Linked DNA regions of Mus musculus: region 1 is linked to region 2. The links are chromatin loops, found by intact Hi-C in ENCODE. Cell type or tissue: heart. All regions are shown on one strand.

What was found. A loop is a pair of places that touch in the nucleus more often than their neighbours do. Peaks named below come from ENCODE experiments on the same cell type or tissue, not always from the same donor. Only the 100,000 strongest peaks of a DNase experiment are listed, where the experiment ranks them.
Region 1: it touches region 2 in a loop (3.0-fold over the local background); 2 of 42 quality-filtered maps call a loop at or near these places.

What each region holds. Positions count from the first base shown.
Region 1 is chr10:37,395,372-37,400,371 of GRCm38, reverse strand. No RefSeq gene overlaps it. Among named protein-coding and RNA genes, the nearest start is that of Gm31202, 34 kb to the right of the region's middle. In heart, no CTCF peak of the experiment used is centred here; a DNase peak (open chromatin) is centred at 2,721; H3K4me3 peaks cover 982 bases; H3K27ac peaks cover 980 bases.
Region 2 is chr10:37,075,922-37,080,921 of GRCm38, reverse strand. No RefSeq gene overlaps it. Among named protein-coding and RNA genes, the nearest start is that of Marcks, 61 kb to the left of the region's middle. In heart, no CTCF peak of the experiment used is centred here; DNase peaks (open chromatin) are centred at 1,131, 2,261 and 2,981; H3K27ac peaks cover 2,213 bases.

The DNA.
Region 1 (5,000 bases), 320 kb before region 2:
TTTGCAACAGCTTGTGGGCGGGTAGCTGTAATTAAGAGCAGCCAGATGAAATGTAATCTATTTAAACATCGCCACCATTTTTTTCTTAAAATTATGATTTTTCTCTAGTTTCTTGGCTCAAGAGATATATTTCATTACCCTCCTCGTCTTTCTCAGATATCAAAGCAAAAGTGCAACCCAGTGAGGCAGAAAGGAAAACATTTCTATGAGTGCATAAAATCTTTCAAACTGGGAAAGCACTTAAAAGTGACTAACAGCATCTTATCCTTGATTTCTGTATTTATTACCTGTGTATGAGAACATGGGATATGTAATCATTATAATATTAGGTTCATTTTTTCCCCTACTGAATGTAAAAATGTTCAATCATGAAACTGGAAAGGGTTGGGAGTGATAGGAGAAAGATCTGTGCTTCTTTGAGGAATTCAAATACTGGAAGAAGAAACCTGAAAAGTTATTTTAAAAATTTATGAAACTATACAGAACAAACTAATAATTTTTAAGAACAGTGAGTCAATATATTTCCTAGAGGAAGAAATATATTCAAACACTATTTTATCCCATGGATTAACTGTTGCCAGGACTGAGACATTACCTTTTCTTTCTTTTCTGGAAAGAAATGGGTGCCCCTTTTTGCCACATAAGATCTTTGCAGAGTGAAGGCTCATAACATACTTAGCTAACTAGCACCCTAATTCTGTGTGTACATTTGGGAAGCAATATGGTGTGAAAATGATCCCCATGGTAACCATTCAACTAATAAATTTAGGTTCAGAACGTAATTAGATTTTTAAGCCTTTGGTTGGCCTTCTGTAGAACATCTAATTCAAGGGGTTCGAGGAAAGTTACAGTTTGATTCATTCTTGTACCAGATTGAGTCTTAAATGTCACACCCTAGGTGCCTCTGTCTGTCTGTTCATTCTCATAAACTTGAATGGTTCATGAAATACTATGATAGAATGGTGTTCATAGTTATTTTATAAGCCCCATCAATACCAAATTAAGTCATTAACTCTACCTAAAAATGTAGGCCAATTGCATTTAAAAGATTTGTTTGTTTGTTTGTTTGAGACAAGTCTCTCTATGTAACCCTAACTTGCTTATAGCTCACTATGTGAATCAGGCTGGCCTTAAACTCAAAACTCACAGAGATCTGCCTGCCTCCAAAATACTAGGATTTGAAGATGTGCCACTAAGTCTGGCCCAGCTCAAAAGTATCAATTTGTGGGCTATGGTGGCATATTCCTTTAATCTTCGCTTTCTAGACTCCAAGACAGGCAGATCTCTATGAGTCTGAGGTCAGCCTGGTTAACATACAAGTTCCAGGATAGCTAAGACTTCATAGACCCCCCCAAAAAAAAGTTTTTAAAGAAGTATAAATTTCAAACTTGAGCCACCACAGAGCAAAGAGTTCACATTCTCTGAAATAATGCAGTGTACCTATAAACACGTGTGCCTTAGCATTTGCACACTGTGTAGACATAGCTTTCAGCGAGTTAGAAAGCTGCCTTGATTGAATACTTAAAAATTCTGGACTCATGTCTGCCATCTTTATGGGACCCAAAAGCTCACCTGTTAGTATCCTAAACTCAGAGAATTTATTGTTTCAGAGATTGGGGCACACATACATTCAGGTTAGCTGGATGAGGACCAGAAGTGGCAGCTACTGAGAACTTGCTGGTCTCACCATGATGGTTTACCTCTTAGATTCCAGATGCCACTTGCAAGTACTTCTGTGGGCTTAGTGTTAGGTTTGTCAGTATTAACCTGTGTTCATTGTCACTACTCAGGCTGAAAAACAGGCTCCTCCTTCGTAGTGGAATTGGGTTAGCCGCTGGGGTAATAAAAGAAATATTATGGTTTCCACCCTGAAAATCCCAGCACAGAAAACAGAGATTTACTCTCATTTATTTCATTAGCCCATAATTAACACATATCCGATCATGTCTTTTTATTCTCCCATGTGGAACTTTATTGTATTTTGCTTGCTTGTTTGTTTTGTTGTTATTTTGGTTTTTGTATTTTTTTTTTTATTTGTTTTTGGTGCTGGAGATTCTGGAAGATTCGAGAGCTTATAAAGCTTTGGGATTATCTATTAACTACAACCCATGGGCTGATAATATTAATTCTTTTTTATGTTAATTCTTTTTAGCTATAGAATACATTCCCCAACACAATAATATTTTGTTAAAGCTGCCTTTTTTATCCCAGTAAATCTTAAATATCCACTGAACATATTTTGGAGAAATTTTTATTTTTTTAGTAAAAAGGAGACCACATGGTTTCAATTGGTATTTCGAATAAAAAAACTTATTTTTTAAAATGCACTGAAAATACATTTTGCTTTTTAAACGCACAAACATCTCAGCAGCTGTTATGTGTTTAATTAAATGAGTTGCACATGTGTTTATAATGCACAGCACTGTGGTCTGAGAAAAGCGTCCCTGGGGTGTATGGTCAGCCTTTTGCCTCACTGAACTTTCCTCCGGAGGTCATGGGAAAGGGGTACAGGTTTGGGTTTCCTCTTTTCCAGTCCACATGTCCCCCACCAACTACTGGTGGGTAAACAAACCCATGTTCCAAAGGCGACACCGTGGCTGACCTGAATCATTCTGAAGTGCCAGACCTGTGGGCATAACCTCCGCCCAGCCAGCCCAGCGTGCAGGTCCAGTCTCTCTTCCCCAGAGCAGCAGAAGCCTCACTGGGGATTTGCTTCTTGCTCTCTGCTTTCCCCGGGAGTCCAGATCCCAGATCCCAACACCCACTAGGGCGCATACAGGCGGAGACACCGGTTCTTCCTCAGTGAGCTGAAGTTCTCCAGATGGCAGCAAGCGCCCCGCCCCCACCCCCATGCAAATTCCTGGCAGCAAGAAGCTGTCAAGTGGCTACTGCTGCTTATTGTTATGACCACTCCCCACCCCCTTCACACACACAGGCAGAAGAAAGACCATCTGTCGCCATGGGGCAGAGAGGGACTTTGCAAGTGGCACTCTGTGCAGTTTAGCAGACCCGCGACAGCCTTGGGCTCAGCCATGTCCTTCCTAAGCCATGTCTAACCCGCCCCGCCCTGGCTGGATCCCCAACCCAGCTCCACGAAAGGAGGTGCAGTTTGCTAGATTTCTTTTATGATATTTATTCCACACAGATAGAAAAGCCGGTTGTCTTCCTGTTTTAGTTCTGGGAAAGGAACTGACTTAACACAACATCTCATAATCACTAGTGAGAAATGGGAGCGGAGAGCTAGATAAAAAGTGGACCTGGAAGAGAAAAGTATAACCCGAAGTTCAAAGGACACCGAGGTTATAAGTGTGATTTCCATTCGCTTCTCCAGCTCGACCAAAAGCTACGCGTTAAACTTTGATTTTTATAAAGAGAGAACGAACCATGTCAAAAGATTCTAGGCATTAGAAAGTCCCCAAATATCTTGTCCATATTGGAAATTTGACCCTATTGTTGCGGTCTTTTTTCTTGTTGTCTGATGTTTCTGGTCATATATATTAAAGCACTGCTGTGCTGTAGTTTCTACATTCTTGGTGTTTTCTTAGTAAGGAAAGGAGTTGTCCACTGACATCACTTCAAATCACCCTGTTTCCCTTTATCTGCGTAAGTCTCTTTTATTTAAACAAATAAATAAAACTACGTCTCCATAGACACAACTAAGCTTACAATGCATGTAATTTCTTTCTTTCAAACCTACCACCTATGAATTCTCTTAAGTGTATATCTTTTTTAAAAAATTCCTAGTATTCAATTGTGCTCTGTGTGTAGCTTTTGATTTGCATGTGATAGTAAACTATAAATTGTATTCTCTCATTTTTTTCACTAACATGACACTTTGATCTCACACCAGATACTACCTTCCTCTGAAGAGCCTTTTTTCCTCTGTGTCTTTCATTATGGTTCTAAGAGAGTGTATGACTTCTTGATAAGCACACTCTGCTCTGTCCCTTCTCAGGGGCCCTGACTGTGACAGTACACCCACTACCCCCTGCTCAGGTATGAAATCCACCAGGATACTGGGCACAGCATTGATGTGCTGCCTTCTATTTTCCAGTTTAACCCTTTTCCTCTCTAAAACACCTGCAGAGTGCTGCCATCAGTAACGAAGGTAACATTTAGACAGTCCATTGTTTTGGAGATTTGGATTGGTTGTTTGGTTGGTGGTGGTGGTCGCAGGTTTTTGTTTGTTTGTTTGTTTTGTTTTGTTTTTGACATAGGGTTTCTCTGTGCAACAGTCCTGGCTATTCTGGAACTTGAGTTGTAGTCCAGGCTGGCCTTGAACTCACAAAGATCCACCTGTCTTTGCCTCTCAGAGTGCTGAGATTAAAGGTGTGGTCTACCAATGCCTAGCAACTTTCTTTTTCTCATTCCTCAATTCAGAATCCAAGCATGGTAGAAGATATATTTGATTTTTATTGAGGGCCTCCTGGAAGACTATGGCTTGAATGAACCTAGGTCTCATGGTTTACATCCCTCTATTGATGAACACATATTGTTCTCTCTAATCCTGGCATAAAAAGCAGAACTGCAGTATAAACTGTAATTGGTCTTTACTACTTTGTGGGTTCTTCTTTTTCCTGCCCTTTATTTCACCCACCCGCCAGTTCATCCCCATCACTAGATAAGAGAGAAAGGAGGAGAGAGGGGATCAAGAGATAAAGATCCCTGAAACTAATTTCTCTCCTTCTTTGTTTCTTCTTTGAATGTGACTACTAAGAAGCCGTATCCAAATCCTCTGAATGACCAACAATCACCCCCAACCCCATCTCAAGGCCCTAGCATTTATAGACCCTCTGAAAAGTTCCCAGAATTTCAAACATCACACAACTGCAGAAGCTAACTGTAGCTGGCAAAACCGCACCTCTGGTAAAGCACATGGCAAAGTCAGCTGCTCCGGTCCAAAGCAGCCCCATATCTCCGCACTTGGGATTAAAATAAAAACATATTAGTAAAATGTTTTTATGTTTTTAAAATAAACCAAATTTCTCATGATAATAAAC
Region 2 (5,000 bases):
TAGAAGGGAGGTGACAATGTAGGAGTGAATGGGATAGCAGGCACTACCTGTGTGCTGCAGTCACCTTGTTCTGTCTGGACCTCAGCCCCACCTCCACCTTCTCAGAATCCCTGCCCAGAGGATGCCTACCTCATTAGTTGTTTGATCCCAAGATAAACAGCCTGTCTTAGTCAGGGTTTCTATTCTTACACAAACATCATGACCAAGAAGCAACTTGGGGAGGAAAGAGTTTATTCAGCTTGCACTTCCACATTGCTGTTCATAACTTAAGGAAGTCAGGACTGGAACTCAAGCAGGTCAGAAAGCAGGAGCTGATGCAGAAGCCATGGAGGGATGTTTCTTAGTGGCTTGCTCAAGATCAAAAGTAACACTTTCATTAATACAATTTTTGGAAAGAGTTGAAGCTTTGTACCCTTTTTATTATTATTATTTGTGGGTGTCTTTTTTTCTTTTTTGTTCTAAGAGTATAACCCACGTATAGGCCCTTTAGTCAATTCTCATTTTCCTTATTTACTTATTTCATTAGATATTCTTGTTTTATTATTTATGCTGTTTTTTGTTTTTGAGTAAGAGTCTCAAGTGGTCCAGGCTAGACCTTGAACTTCTGATCTTCCTGTTTTCATCTCCCAAATTCTGGGATTACAGTTATCTACCCACCACACACATCAATCCTCATATTCTAAGGTCACTTGAAAAACTTTTTTTACTGAGTGGATTTGCCATTAACCTAATACAAAATTAGATTAGTTCTTGTTTCATTTTGAATTTTTATACTCATGTCCTAAAATATTAGCAATATAGTCTATTTGTCTTCCACAGGGGCATATAAAGAAGTCATTCTTCATTTCTCTTTACAGCTGTATAATATTTCCTTGTATAGAGATATCCCAGTTAAGATTTGTCTGCTGAAAAGCATGTGAGTTCTTTCAATAGTCTTATGGAAACATCTTCTGAGATCTGCCAGCACACCTGTACAGTAATTTACATGATGGAGCACTAAATGCAAAACAGTCAATAAAATATCTTTAAGCTGCATAAGTGTGAGTAGCAGTCATGCGGAGCAATGGTCCTCGTTTCCAAGCTCAGGGAACAGAAGGAGCCTTTGGTTCCTGGCAAAAGTCAGCAATTGTCTCTTCCAGAAAACTCATTGAGTCCTCATAGCAAAGAACTTTTTGGAAGTATACCAAACATGTCCCAAAGGAAATAAATTCTTGTTAGTAGCACTCTGGATAGGCGTGGACCACTGCCACACACCAAGTGGAATCCATGTTATGTATGCATAAAAAAAAATTAGGCAAAGTCTAAACTGATCTTAAAACTCCCCTGGAAAGCGTCGTATTGGAGACTGCCACACAGTGAATGCATGCAGCTGTATTTCCTCTGACGTGAAAACCTAGCAATGTGAGTTCAGTACTGGGTGAAAAACTCCTGGATGCTCAGTACAGGTCATTTGCCACCAAGTGCAGCAAAGAAGACAATTAGTATCAACCATTCTCTTGGAGGTTGAGCCTGGTTGCTATAAGGGCATGTGATGTGTCTCCAATGAAGGCAAATGTAGGCAAAAAATATGGCACTTTACAAGAATGTTGCTCTAAATGGAGATAAAGCAATATGTAGTCCATTTTAAAAGATTTTTAAAATGTGTGTGCGTGAGTATTTGTCTGTGTTTAGGTGAGTACAGGCGTCCAGAGTCAAGAAAAAGCTGAAAGTCAGGACTTTCAGAGTTGGCATTAACAGGTGACTGTGGATCAGGGAGGAGCTCAGAGCAATGCCATGCTTTTAACCACTGAGCCATCTCTCCAGCACCCTGCATTTCCTATTTTTAAATTCAGTTTTTAATTCCTTATGCACATTATCATAAGGCTCCACTGCCACTTCTTTTATTTCCACAAGCAAGGCACATTCTTGACCAACAGCTGTGCAGCAAAGGGTTCCTCCACAAATAATCCAGTAAATTCCCATGAAGCTCCATTTAAAAAAGAGATGTCTGCCCAGGGGAGAATCTAGCTGTGTCTGGTGACTCCCCTATGACATCTAAGAGTAATCTTTGCCAAGCGATTGTTACAAAAAAAGAAACCCCGAAGTTATACTATCAAGCAGAAAACAAAACAAAGAATGTCATGGAAAATGTCAGTACAGGTCATCACTGGTCTGGGCCTTCGGTGTGGAACGTGCATGCTGAAAGCCAGCATGGAAAATCTTTGCCCTGCATCTATGCAGAGCAGGAAGCAGCTCCCAGCAGGCCTTGCTCTTCAGACTGGCCTGTGTTGAACTTGGCAGGCTGCCTACTGCTTCAGCTCCTGGACCTCAGGCTCATTGTTCCAGGGCCACGGGCAGCATTTAAGACATAATAGGCCTATGTGACTACTTAGGGTTCCCAGCACAGAAAAGGACTTAGTCCTTATCTAGTAACAGCAAGCTGAATGCACGTTAAAAGTCTTTAGAAGAAGCAGATTTTTTTTCCCCGTTTCTATTCTTATTTGTATTTTTGGCTGATGAATTCCACTTGCATTGGGGCTCTGGAAACAGAAACAGGATGAGTTAAGTCAAAAGAAAAAACAAGCATGGCCTTTTGTGGAACCCTGGGAGGTATTTAGAGCCTTGTGTCTTAAGAGACTGGATGCCTTTTTGCTTTCCTGACCCAAGCTATTTTTTTCTTTTCTAATTGCCAGCCTTGGTAGCTATCAGTACTCAATACCAACCGACAGGTCGTGTGGATATTTTTCTACACTCTAAAGCCATTTCAAACACAAGAAAGTGTGGCTTACTCATCGTTTAGTCAAAAGGGAGAAAAGACCCTTTCCACTCTCCAGACTGCCATAGGCATTGTGTAAAAGTCACATGGTTGGATGCTGATAAACCCTCAAGACAGTGTCAGACATGGTGGCACAGGGTTTGAGGCCAGCCTGGGTGGTATACAGCCGCAGACCTCTACCTGCCCTGGTGCACACTGAAGGATCCTGTTGGTGCCACAGGGGTTTCCTGGGCTGTAGACCTTAGCAGGCTCTTTGCACCCCCACTCTACCTTCTACCCCAGAGCACAGCTGGTAGTTCCCCCAGGCCAGAGGTACAGCTCAGCCTCCATGCCTTTGGTGTGGCTCTGACTCTCCCTGTAGCAAAACCCAGCGTCCTGGAGAGTCAGGCTCCAGAAGGTGTTTGTTGAATTGAAGGAGGGGTCCTAGTTACCTACCTCCACCAAACCCCACCCTCGGATGCAGCCAGCTGGCCCTCAGTGCTGGTTTCCATTCCTCTCCTCTCTTGCTTTTGTTTATTCCAGACGCCAGGACCCCACTGTGGAGTCTGAAAGCAAGGTCTGGTCACTCAAATGACTTGTCCTAGTGTTGTCTTCTTGACCTTCTTGAACTGATGTCAAGGGAGGAACTTTGTTCCTTTAGGACATTGTGCTTTAGAAACATATTTAGCAAGGCTGGAGGACAGACGGAATGGGTGCAGCTTAGGTGTCATCTTTGGGGGTGACCTTTGCTCCAGACATGATCATCAGCCTATTTTAAGTTTTTACACTAAAGTCACTCTAAAGGCAATAGGCAATAGGTTTCAAAGGCATGAACTACTCCGAGCTTGTTCTGAAATGAATGAGAAGGCAGATCTGATGTTACTGGCACGGATATTCTTTATTCCATTTGCGTACAACGCTATGCTTGAGATCCTCTTACCTCAGCACAGAGAGCCTGGATCTCTTGTTTTTTTGTTTGTTTGTTTTTCCTTCAGTTTTAAGTCCAAAGGGACTTTAGGGGTAAAGGCCTCTCTAGTGTTGGCAGGTAACACCTAGTGGTAGATAGCCTCATTAGCATTAGCTAATGCCTCAAGGCATTAGCACATTTGCTGGCCTGGAGGATGACTCCATCCCTCATAATCAGCTTTGCCCCTTGTTAATTAATGTGCCTTACCAAAAGGAGGAAGGCAAGGCAAGGAGACCCTGTGGAGGTCTGTGAAGGGGAAACAACTCCTTCCTAGCCCAGAAAGTAGGATCTAGGGTTACCACTCACCCTAACTGGAGATCTAACAAGGAAAAACTATTGTCCCTTTCTGTAGGAACTAGTCCACTCTGCCTGCCAGAGGGCCACTCCTCAGAAAAGCTGATTTACCCGAATTCCTGCTAAAACCAGAGTGTGTGTGTGCGTGTGTGTGTGTGTGTGTGTGTATGTGTGTGTGTGTGTGTGTGTGTGTGTGTGTGTGTGTGTGTGTGTGTGTGTGCCGGTGGAGTGAATTATCCCCGTAATGAGATAATGTATTTTACCTTCAGAAGCCCCTCCCTGATTCAGTTGCTTGCAAATCCTGAGTGCTAAGCCTGCCTGCTTGCCAGGGTCCTAACTCAGAAGGAGTACCTTTTCCTTTCCCTTCCTTTTTACTCCTTCTTTGGATACTGACCCAAATCCCAGGGGCTGTACTCTCCCACAGTTTTCGCTGAGGACCCTAAGCCCTTTGCACATCTGTTTGATGGCTTCTGCTTATTTGTACTCCCTTCCTCTTACCTATTTCCCTCCTTCGCACAGCTGCTGGGATCTACGCCTTGACTGTCCTCTTATTTTTCTCTCAAACTCTAGTAAAATGGTTCTAAAGCTTCCTTCTAAGTCCACTTTTAAGTTGTATTGTTAATGGAATTAGGAGCTGACAAAAGGGACTCCCAAATGCTTGATAACACTTCTGCCTGATAAAAGCCACCCAAGAAACTCAATGCCTTATTCCAGAAGTAAACTAGAAATTCACAGCCCCATTCCATATTAGTTCTGATTAATGGTACTAAATAAATGACAGAGTATAGTTACTATCCCTGGGCCCTCCCCATTCCGTGACTGTCTCAGGGAATGACCCGTTCCTATCTCTCCTCATTTGTAGACTTCCCTTAATAGGCTGTGTCCAGGGTGCTTGGTCTCTTGTTCAGGGTATCTGTGTACTCTCAAGCATTCTCAAGCCTGCCTCCATTGATTAGCTCAGACTTCCTCATAGTGTGGAGGCTTCAAGACCTTAGATTGCATAGA